2 separate regions of the Homo sapiens genome follow, and region 1 is linked to region 2. Evidence: chromatin loops called from intact Hi-C (ENCODE). Cell type or tissue: MCF 10A. All regions are shown on one strand. Each heading gives the region's core, and the rest is flanking DNA. Links, peaks and the distances in the headings are about the cores only.

The links. Peaks named below come from ENCODE experiments on the same cell type or tissue, not always from the same donor. Only the 100,000 strongest peaks of a DNase experiment are listed, where the experiment ranks them.
Region 1: a loop joins it to region 2, with 9 times the contacts of the local background. A loop is called at or near these places in 8 of 110 quality-filtered maps.

Annotation. Positions count from the first base shown.
Region 1 is chr1:41,120,056-41,125,439 of GRCh38, reverse strand. All of the region lies in intron 6 of SCMH1 (Scm polycomb group protein homolog 1), which reads left to right. Among named protein-coding and RNA genes, the nearest start is that of SLFNL1, 100 kb to the right of the region's middle. In MCF 10A, for the core only: a CTCF peak has its summit at 2,170 (motif pointing right); a DNase peak (open chromatin) is centred at 2,069.
Region 2 is chr1:41,237,593-41,242,976 of GRCh38, reverse strand. SCMH1 (Scm polycomb group protein homolog 1) reads left to right here and starts at 671. Exons shown (of 16, transcript NM_001394311.1): 1 at 671-918. SCMH1-DT (SCMH1 divergent transcript) reads right to left here and starts at 619. Exons shown (of 3, transcript NR_186015.1): 1 at 271-619. RefSeq lists silencers at 361-760, 801-1,350, 1,451-1,610 and an enhancer at 1,931-2,110. In MCF 10A, for the core only: a CTCF peak has its summit at 2,528 (motif pointing right); DNase peaks (open chromatin) are centred at 1,576 and 2,556.

The DNA of each region.
Region 1 (5,384 bases), core at 293-5,292, 120 kb after region 2:
TTTGAGACCAGCCTGGGCAACATGGTGAAACTCTGTCCCTACAAAAAAATACAAAAATTATCTGGGCATGATGACACACACCTGTAGTGCCGGCTACTCAGGAGGCTGAAAAGGAAGAATCAGCTGAGCCCGGGAAGTCTAGGCTGCAGTGAGCGGAGATCTCGCCACTGAATTTCAGCCTGGGGGACAAAGCAAAACCCTGTCTAAAAAAAATATATAGAAGGAATGAGAGAAAATTACTTTTTTGCAACTATTTTAATAATTGAGTCAGGCAAGAGTAACCAATAAATGCTTAAACTATTAGGTAAAAAAACATACTGAGGAATAGGATGTTCACAGTCTCAAAGTTTCTCTCCACTGATTGCCTGTAAATTACAAAGGGAAATTACAGTGAAGAACACTGTCAATCACCTCTTAACATGTGATCAAATTTTGTATCTTCAGTAATTAGACAAACTGACATTATGTGCCTCCTGCAGTATTGCAATGAGAAATACTCCACATCACCTGTATAATATTTTTTATCAAATCTCTTTAGCAGGCCAGGCCTAGCAGTTTATGCCTGTAATCAGAGCCAGCACTTTGGGAGGCTGAGGCGGAATGATTACTTGAGGCCAGAAATTCAAGACCAGCCTGGGCAATATAGCAAGTCCCCCATCACTACAAAAAATAGAAAAATTGGCCAGGTGTGGTGGTGCACACCCTTAGTCCTAGTTGCTCAGGGGGATCACCTGAGCCCAGGAGTTGAAGGCTGCTGTGAGCCATGATTGCACCACTGCACACCAGCCTGGGCAACAGAGAAAGACCCTGTCTCAAAATAAATAAATAAATAAATAAATAAATAAATAAGCTCTTCAGCATGAATGTAATTATGAGGAAACGATCAGAAGAAGTCCAAACTGTGGGACATTCTGTAAAACAATCCAGACTCTTCAAAAATGTCAGTGTCATACAAAGCAAACAAAAGGCAACAGGACTATTATACATGAATTCTACATTAAAGGAGACTGAAGAAACATGACAACCAATTGCAGTATGTGATTCTTGATTGGATCCTGTATTTAAAAATCAACAGTTTTAAAGAACATTTTAGGGACAAATGAGAATATTTTTAATTAAATTTCCTGAGTGTGATAATACTGCAATTTTGTAGGGGAATGTCTTTTTTCAAATATACTGATATATTTAGGGGTGAAGTGTCGTAACATCTCCAACTTTCATATAGTTCAGGGGTGGAAGCATTAATATATGTAGATGAAAAGCAGATGTGGGAAAATGGTAATAGTTGTTGAATCTAGTTGAAGGGTACATAATTGTTCATTATATAGTTTTTGCTATTTTCTCTAGGTTTATAACTTTTCAAAATAAAATTAAAAAAATAAAATTATTTATATATAATTGTACATATGTTTGTGTGTCCATGTTCCCCAGGCCTTCTCTGGACTTCTTTCTAGAGTTGCTGAATCAGAAGCTCTAGGTAATGGGGCTTGGGATTCTGCATGGCAAAATGGCTCTCCTGAGATACTGACACAACTGGTCTATATTTGGAAAACATTGCTCTGGAAGAGCATCCTTTTCCATTAAAATCTTGCATGGTGTATATGTATACGTATGTGTGTTCTGTTCTCATAAGGGATATTACTCTTTTGCAGTGGAGTCCTCCAAGGATAAAACATGTAGTAGAGTAGAATGATTCTCCTCAGTTATCTCAAAGCTGCCACTCTTCTCCTCACAGCTCCCTGTTATTACTGACTGATTCTTCTACTTAATACTGTGATTGTTTCTTCTAAAGAGGGCTGTCTAGAGCATAGTTCTCAAACTTGGCTACCTGTTAAAATCACCTAGGGAGCTCTTAAAATTTTCAGGGTCTAGGCCTTAACTTCAGATCAGTTAAATAGGGATTTCTGGGAGTGGATCTGATGTATTCTTTAATGTTCCCTAGGGGATTCCAGTCCAAGTTTGAGAGTCACTGAGCTGGAGTAGAAGCTAGCCTTTAATGAGGCCCCTAGTCAAGTGAGTCACGATCTCAGTGTAAACTGCTTACCCAGCAAATTTGGTCACATGCTTTAGTATATACAGTAACTTCAAAGGAATCCTTTGTATGTTTCTGTCACTGATCAATTCCTGGTGTGAATGCTCTTCTGTTACCTGCCACCAGAGGGCATGGACTATGATTAGATTATAGTCCTGCTGCTCCACATGTATGTATGTATGTATTGAGGCAGAGTCTCGCTGTGTCACTCAGGCTGGAATGCAGCGTCACAATCATAGCTCACTGCAGCCTCGACATCCCCAGGCTACAGCAGTCATCCTGCATGAGCCTTCCACGTAGCTGGGACTACAAGCACACACCACCACACCCAGCTAATTTTTTGTATTTTTTGTAGAAACAGGGTCTCACTGTGTTGCCCAGGCTGGTCTTTAAATTTTGGGCTGAAGTGATCCTCCTGCGTCAGTCTCCCAAAATGCTGCGATTACAGGTGAAAGCCACTGTGCCCGGCCTGCAGCTCCACTCTTAAATCCAGTTTCATCAGCTGGCCAGTTTAAAGAGATGGACCCTAGCTTATCCAGTGGTCCCATAGTCTTGGGAGCACCTAGAAGCACTTTAGAAGTGGTTCTTTATGAAGTTTTAAAAAATGAATCCTTGGTAAACACAGAGCACTTGCAGCCTGTGTTTGGAATTAAAAGAGATCTGACTTTGTAATATTAACTTAGCCACTCACTACCTTAGTTGTGTGACTACTGGTAAGTTGCTTTACCTTGACTTGTAACGTTGAGTTTCAGTGCCCTTACCTGCAAGATGATTAATAAATTCTTCCCCATGTTGTTTTTGTGGATTAAGTGGAATAACATAATAAAGCGTTCATCAATTCTTGGCACCCATTTAATAAATGGAGGGTTTTTTCCTTAATTCAATAAAACTATCAAGGATTTTGTATTCTAGTTGGAGAAGACATACACATTAAACTTTTTAAAAAGAAAATTCAGATGGTGATAGGGGCTAGGAATAAATAAGAAGGAAGCAGGATAGATTTAGGAGTCTATTTTGGGTAAAGTAGTCAAGGAACACCTTTCTGAGGAAGTGATGTCTCAGCAAATAACTAACTGTAAAGAGTTGATTAAAAGGTGTTTGAGGCAGAGGGAAACAGCTTGGTATATTTGAGAACAGAAAGACCAATGAATAGGGGTACAAGGGAGTGATAAGAGATGAGTAATGAGGAGTAAGCAAGGTCCAGATCATGTAAGCCTTGTAAACATGAATAATAAAGAGTTTAGATCTGTTTTGTGTTGTGAAATTTGAGCATAAGGTAATGTGACCTGATTTATATTTTTAAAAACATAACCATATTATTCTGGCTGCAAAAGTAGAGGGCTGAGGTCCAGTTAGAAGGCTGTTGGAGTTGTCTAGGCAAAGTTTGACTCTGGCTTAAATTAGGGTAATATAGCAGTAGAGATGGTGAAATGTGGGTCGATCTAGCATATATTAAGTGGGAAAGCCATCAAGACTTGCTGATTAATTGGGTTTGGTGGGTGATAGAAAGGGAAGAATCAAGGATGACTTCTAGTCTTTTAGGTCTGAGCACCTGGGTTTAATAAGGGGTGCCACCTATTAAACTGAGATGGGATAACTGGAGGAAAGAACAAGTTTGGAGGGAATAGTAGAATCAAGAGTACTGTCTTAAACTTATTCATTTTACGTTTTCTTAGACATCCAAGTAGAGTTATAGACTGAGGTAGTTGGATATATGAACATGAAACCCTGAGCAGAGGTTTTGGCTAGATATATAAATTGACAGTCATCATTTAACAGGAAGAAAGTGGGGACCAAGAAGAAGACAGAAGCAATGACTGAGCACTGAGGTGCTCTACATTTAGAGATTAGGATTTCCTCTTACCCACCTGTCCTTTTCCTTATAGACAGCCTAGGTCGTTGCCTAATTTGAATAGAGCCTCAAATTACTGTTTTCATCTTCCTTCTTTTCTCTCTTTCACAAGTTTATGACTCCAACCCTTCTTACCTAGAGACAGTGTGGTAGGACTGAGTGATAAAATATTTGACGATATTAATGTGATGATTAGTTATGAAAGCTCTGGAGACGGAGTAGTTGGGTTCAAATCCTGGCTCTGCTATTTACTAACTTACTAACTTTGGATATTTTACTTAATTTCTCTAAGCCTCAGTTTTTTCATCTATAGTTACAAAAATAATAGCCAATGTTTATCTAACTCCTGCCTGTATGCCAGGCAGTGTTTTAAGTCCTTTGCATGTATTAGCCTATTTAATCTTTAGAACAACCCATTGATTCTTATCCCATGCTGTTGTTGAGGAAACTGAAGCTAGAGAGAGGTTTTGTAATTTTCCAAAAGTTATGTACCTGGTAAGTGGCAAAGCTGGATTTAAATTCAGGCAGTCTGGCACCAGAAACTGCTACTCCTCTAGTATCTGATTCAGAATAGTAGTAGTGATCCACTGCAAATGCTTAGCACAAGGAGCTGGCTCATGATATGTGTACAATAAATGTTAACTTTTGGAGGCAACATAGTGTAATAAAAGAGATAGTGTAATAAACATAGTGTAATAAAAGAGAACCAAATAAGAAGTCCTGGGGTTCCAGCCTGACAGTGTAAGATTGGCTTGTGTGACCATGAACAAGTTTCTTAGCCTCTCTGGACTTCAGTTTCATCATCTGCAATGTAAGATCTTTGTACTTCATGGCCTCTGAGGTCCCTTTCAATGTTAAAATTATCTACTATCTATGATTGCCCAAGAATATTGAGGTAAATTATGGATATACTTGAATTTGAAGGGATAGAGTCCCACATCACCTAGCGGATTGAGGAATAAGATACCTTAGCAATTTCTTGGGTTCAAAATATTTCTGCTTTGCCCCTGTACTCTTGAAGAATCCTGCTGGTAGTGAAACATAGTAAAGAACCACAAAGTTTGGTATCCAACCACCATATATTGAAATCTGTCTCCGGCATTTACTAGCATGACCCTAGACAAGCTGCTTCTCTGAGTTTTCATTTTTTATCATCTGTAGAGTAGGGATAATAATAGTGCCTGCCCATGTTATTTCAAATATTGAGTAAGAAATGGCATATAAAATGTTTAATACATGGTAAGCATTCAATATATATTAACTATTATGATAATATTGTAATGATTTCCAAAGCTGAGAGGATTTTTTAGCTCCTTAAGCTTCAGATGAGATAGAAACCCCCCAGTAACCCCTACCTCAAAAATGGAATTGGGAATTACATGGCTAGGCACTCTAGTCATTGATAACTATAGGCATTAAACCTGAATTTTCTAATTGTGCAGGCCTCCCTATACCAAGGTGTATAGACCACTTCTCTAAAACAGTAGTGCCTTGCTTTAC
Region 2 (5,384 bases), core at 108-5,107:
GATCACTTGAGCCCAGTAATTTGAGGTTACAGTGAGCTATGATGGCGCCACTGCACTCCGACCTTGGGGACAAAGTGAGGCTCCATCTCTAACAAAACAAAAATAGAATTGTGTAGCCAACATGGCTGGTGGGCCTGGAAGAATGAGCCTGTGCATTGTACCTGGCCCATCACGGGCTCAGTGCGTACTCGTTGAAGGGATCACCACAGGGAGGACCGAGGACGCTGACACTCCCTAGGGCATCCAAGCACCAACTCATCTCTCACCTACCCTCCGGGTGCAGTGCTATCGTGTTGGAGAAGAGGCCCCTGGGTGGCTGTGCGAAGTAACTCGCCCAAGGTCACCACACGGCCAGCCACTAGCCCGGCGGGAGTCGCCCGAGGCGAGGCCCACGTCAGCCGGTCTTGGGGGCCCGACCGGTGGCTCCTCCACCAGCCCCACGCGGCCTCAGAGCGGGCTACTGGCGTCCTCGAGATTCGAACCCGAGTCCTCGGCCTCGTCCCCGCCCTCGCGCCCTCTCAGGCCTCAGTTTTCCCATCTACAGGACGCAGACCGGAGAGCTGGTCCGGGCGCCAACTGGGCCCCCGGACCCGGGTCGGCAGGCCGGCGGGGTACGGCCGGGCCGGGTTCCCGCGCGCCCTCCCTCCTCCAGCGCGCCGCCCCGCCCCCCGCGCGAGCCCAACGGCCGAGGCGCGCGCCACCTCGCAGCGGGAGGCGCGGGGGAGGGGCCGGGGGAGCCCCCGCCCCGCCCCCCGCCTCAGCCGCCACCGCCAGCTCGGTGGAGCCCCCCGCCGCCCGCCCGCCGCTCTCCCGAGCCGCCCGCCCGCCCCCTTCCCGCGTCTCCGCTCCCTCCCTGCGCAGCGGAAACATGGCGGCGGGAAGAGAGTGAGCCGCCCCGCGCCCCCGCCGCGCCCTCAGGTAAGCGCCTCGCGGCCGCCTCCGCCCGCCTAAGAGCTCGTGCCCTGAGGGGCCGCCTGGGGCCAGAAGGCGGTGGCGGGACCTGCGCAGCCGCTGCGCCTGCTCCCCCGGGCCGGGGTCAGCCTGTCCGTCTGTCTGGCCGGCCTGCCAGTCTGTGGTCCGCGCGGGGCTGGGCCCTTTCTCGGCCGTGTCAGCCCGGCCCCGAGCCCGGAGGCCGGCTCTGCATCTGCGGTCGGGCGGGCGGGGCCCACGGTCCGGTCGCGGCCCTGACGCCGCCAGGACTGCCCGGGGGCCCCGGCACGGGAAACCCAAGGCCGGGGGCCCTTTGGAGGGTCGGCGTGGGGGCGGTCCGTATAGGTCGCCGTGTCTGGCCGGCGGGGCCGGGTGGGCCGGGGCAGGCTGGCTGGGGGCCGAGGGCCGGGCGGCGGCGCGACCCCGTCTGCGCGGGTCAGTCGGTCCCCTCCGGCGCCAGAGGTGGGAATGCCTGTGATTCTGGCTGGCCGGGTCCCGGTTCGGGGAAGGCAGAGACAGAGGTCGACGGGGCGGCGTGGCCCCCACCGAGAGCTGGGGCGCCTAGGGCCCGGAGCTGTCAGCAGCGTCCTGGGGGCTGGGCCCCGGCTGGCCGACTCACGTGTGCCGCCTGCCCCAGTGCCCCGCCGGAAACGGGCAGGGAGAGCGGCCCCGCACCGAAGTGAGCCACAGCGGCCCTGGGGGCCAGACACGTGGGCACAGTTGTGTGCCAGCCCGAGAGCATCGAAAGTGGTATCCAGCCGATGGGTGAACCCCGGAATATCTCCTGACTGGAAGAGAATTTAAAAGTCATCTAGGGGCGCTTTCTCCCATCCCATGCCAAAGTGACTTTGAAAATCCCCAAATCCCCCCGATAATTTGACGAGCCCGTTTGGAACCTCTTCCAGTGATCCGAAGCGAATCTCTTTAAAGGAAACCCATTCTGTTCCTGGACACATTTGGTTATAAGTTGAAAGAAACAGCTGGCTCCCATCCTTCCTAGTTCTTTTCCCTTATGGGAAGCTGTTAAGATATCTGAAGATAGTAATCATGTCCCCTGAGTCTTCACTTCCACTTTCTTCAGTTGTCTCTCATCTGCTGTGGTTCTCTAAACTGTCCTCTGGATGAGCTTTAGTTTCCCCCATCCCCTTAAAGGAGAGTTTCTTAAAAGTGATCCTGGAGACAAAACGTAGTAAGTTTCTCTAAGAAACAGCCCCAAGGATTGACCTGCTTAAATCAAAAGTACTCTAGATTCCCTTCCTCATTTCTGTACTGTATTTTGAACTTAAAAAAAAAAAAAAAAGAAAACATTTAGTAGTGTTTGTTCAAACAAACTAAAAGACATCTTATTTTGTGGAAATTTGGGGGTTTCCTTCCTTTTAAAAAATGTCTATAAACACTTTATCAAATGTTGCTAACTAATGTACATCAAAATGTTTTGTTGAAGTGTAATGTGCCAGGCAAATAGAATAGCTCTTTTTTTTTTTTTAAACTCTGAAAAGGATTGAGACCTAGTTTAGTGCCAAACTGCAATTTTAATATTTGGTTGCAGAGGGAAATGCTTTATTACATTGAACTCTTTGCTCTAGTTCTAACTGCCAGCAGGAGGCCCAAAATTACTATGAAAGAGAACACTTTTTGTTGCTTACTTACCAACCTCCTAAACTCTTGCCTAAGCAACTCTGCAGGTTAGTAATGTTTTAAGCCCAGTAGAGATGAGATGGCCTTGTAGATAAAAGGCCAGGCTCTTACATCTGGGATCCTGTTTAAGTACTAAGCAAAGTTTCAGTGTTTTTACAACTTAGACAAGCACATACCAGCAGTCAGAATTGGTTCTTTATTTTTGTTCTTAAGCCTTCATTTTTTAAATTGGTCAATAGTTTTGAACTTTGTAGCACATATGTCAAGTTTTGATTTTAGGTATGTTTGTGCAAATGTTGTTCCCTTTTATGTAAGTTGGGTAAACATTTGCATAGCACCATTCTCAATGGAACTATACAGATCCAGAGGAAAGGCCCTGATTCCTTCCTTGCAAAGGACTTGGAGTGAAAGGTAGAGGATACTTAACTATGAGAAAGAATTGATGTGAATATCCCACTGAAAATTTAAACTTAGGGCTGGATGCAGGGGCTCATGCCTATAATCCCAGCACTTTGGGAAGCTGAGGCAGGCAACTCTTTGAGGCCAGGAGTTCTGGACCAGCCTGGGCTACGTAGCAAGACCCTGTCTCTACAAAAAATAAAAATAAAAATATAGCTGGGCATGATGGTGTATGTCTGTAGTCTCAGCTACTCAGGAGGCTGAGGCAGGAGGACCGTTTGAGTCAAGGAGTTTGAGGCTTCAGTGAGCCATGATCACGCCATAGCAAGTGACAGAATGAGACCCCATCTTTTAAAAAAGAAAAGAAAATTGGTATGTTCTAACCTTCACTGTACACTTATGTACCTACTATGGGTCAAGCACTATGCTATGTACTGTGCTCAGCTGGGTTTACAAAGATTTCCAATCTTGTGGAGCTGGTAAATTAGATGCTTAAATAGATTATCTCAGAATAAAAGATGAGAACTACGCATAGCTGAGATATACAAGGTGAGAGTAAAGGTTGCCCAAAGGTGAGGGCACTTAGACTAGCCTAGGAGTTAAAGGAAGGCTTTGGGAAGAGATGATATCTGACCCAAATCTTAAATGGTAGGTAGGAGTAAGTGAGGCAAACATGAGCAGAAAGCGTCCTTCAAACAGAGAAAACAGCTTGAGCAAAGGCATCAATGTGAGAAAAGGAATGGCTTGCGTAGAGAACCACAAACAGTTTGGGACTGCTAGGAATATAACAATAAGTGATGAGTTGTAAGGCTGGAAATACAGTCAGAGGCCATGTCGTGGTGGACCTTGTATGCATAAGTATCCTAAAATCAATTCAGTAGGTGTTTTTTTTTTATTTTTATTTAATCACTGGAAGGTGTCTATCAGACATGGTTGAAGTAACATTTTTAAAATGTGGTCATAGGGATGAAGAGAAAGAAATGAATCTGAGAAAATGTATAAGGCTTTAATGATTGATTGTATGTGCAGGTGAGAGGGTGAGGAGTCCCGTGTGATGCTCAGGTTTTTGCCTTGGATGACTAAGGAGGATATGTTGGTAATTTTAACTGAGACAGGAAACGATGATGAGTTCAATTCTGGACTTGAAGATTTTCAATTTCTTGAGTTAGATCAGTGAGCAAATATAGTGGAAGTAAGCTGAGAAAAAAAAGAGGTGTGGTCAGAAAGTGGAATATCGGAGTTAAGTTGTCTGATATTGGGACTGTTCTAGGTGACAGCGAGGTCTCTGTGTATGGGTAGCTAAAATACAGCAGAGGCGAAGGTCAGTAAAGCTGAGTATGACAAGGAATTTGGAGGCTAGTGTATTGAATGAGTCATCTGTGTAGAGAGTGAAGTGATTGAGGATGATGGGATGTGGGGAAGAGAGAAAGATGTGACCCAGGTGCAGTAAAGATAGGGGATTAATCAGGAGGGTGGTAGATGACAGATGAGGAGGTGGGGTAGAGAGTTATATAGCCAGATGGTGCAAACCTTGAAGGAGGAGGGGTTTTTAAACACAAGAGTGAGAAGGTAATAGTTTTTTTACTTTTCCTTCCTGGAAGCAGAGTTCTGATCTCTATCTTTATTCAGGACTCATATTAATCATTCTGTTTGCTCTGAAGAGTCTGTTCTTAGTCTTGGAAAGTGGGAGGGCACATACCTCATATTGAATCCTTTCTGCTAATACTTAATGACAAAGGGCAGTGGAGGTTTTTTCCTCTGATGATCATTAGTGGGTGGGTAGGGAACAATCAGATAAAGCAGTGAGGATATACCCATGGTTTTCTAGACAGAGTATAGTGGAAAGAGCCTAGGCTTTGGAGTTAGAAACACCAAAATTCAGATCTAGACTCTGTCACTTACTAGCTTTATGACTGTAAACAAATTATTTAGCCTCTGTGAGCTTCAGTGTCCTTATCTGTAAAAAATTTATACTTCATAGGATATCACAAATATTACATGAAAAAATATATACACACATACCACATAAAATCACAAGCGATTGGTGATTCATAGATACAAAGTAAATATTAGTTCCTTTCTTCCTTCATTTAAGGGGCTTATGCTCTGCTAGCTGAAATGAACCTTTTACATGCTTACCTAAGTTATAAAATAGAACATAGTGAGTACTCTAAGGGAGGTAGTAGCAAAGTGGTAAAGCAGTTCAGAGGAGGGAGCTGTCATTTCTAAGCATTTGGAAACAAGGTTGGGCTTCATTTCAAAATGAATTTTACTTGGGCCATGAACAAATTTCAATAGAGTAAATAATTTAGGTAGATATATAAAATAGGGAAAGCATAGGGTATGGTATCTTTGTTAAAAATAGCTACCACAGGTTTGAGTATTGTATTTGTAAAAGCTAATAGTAGGAAATATGG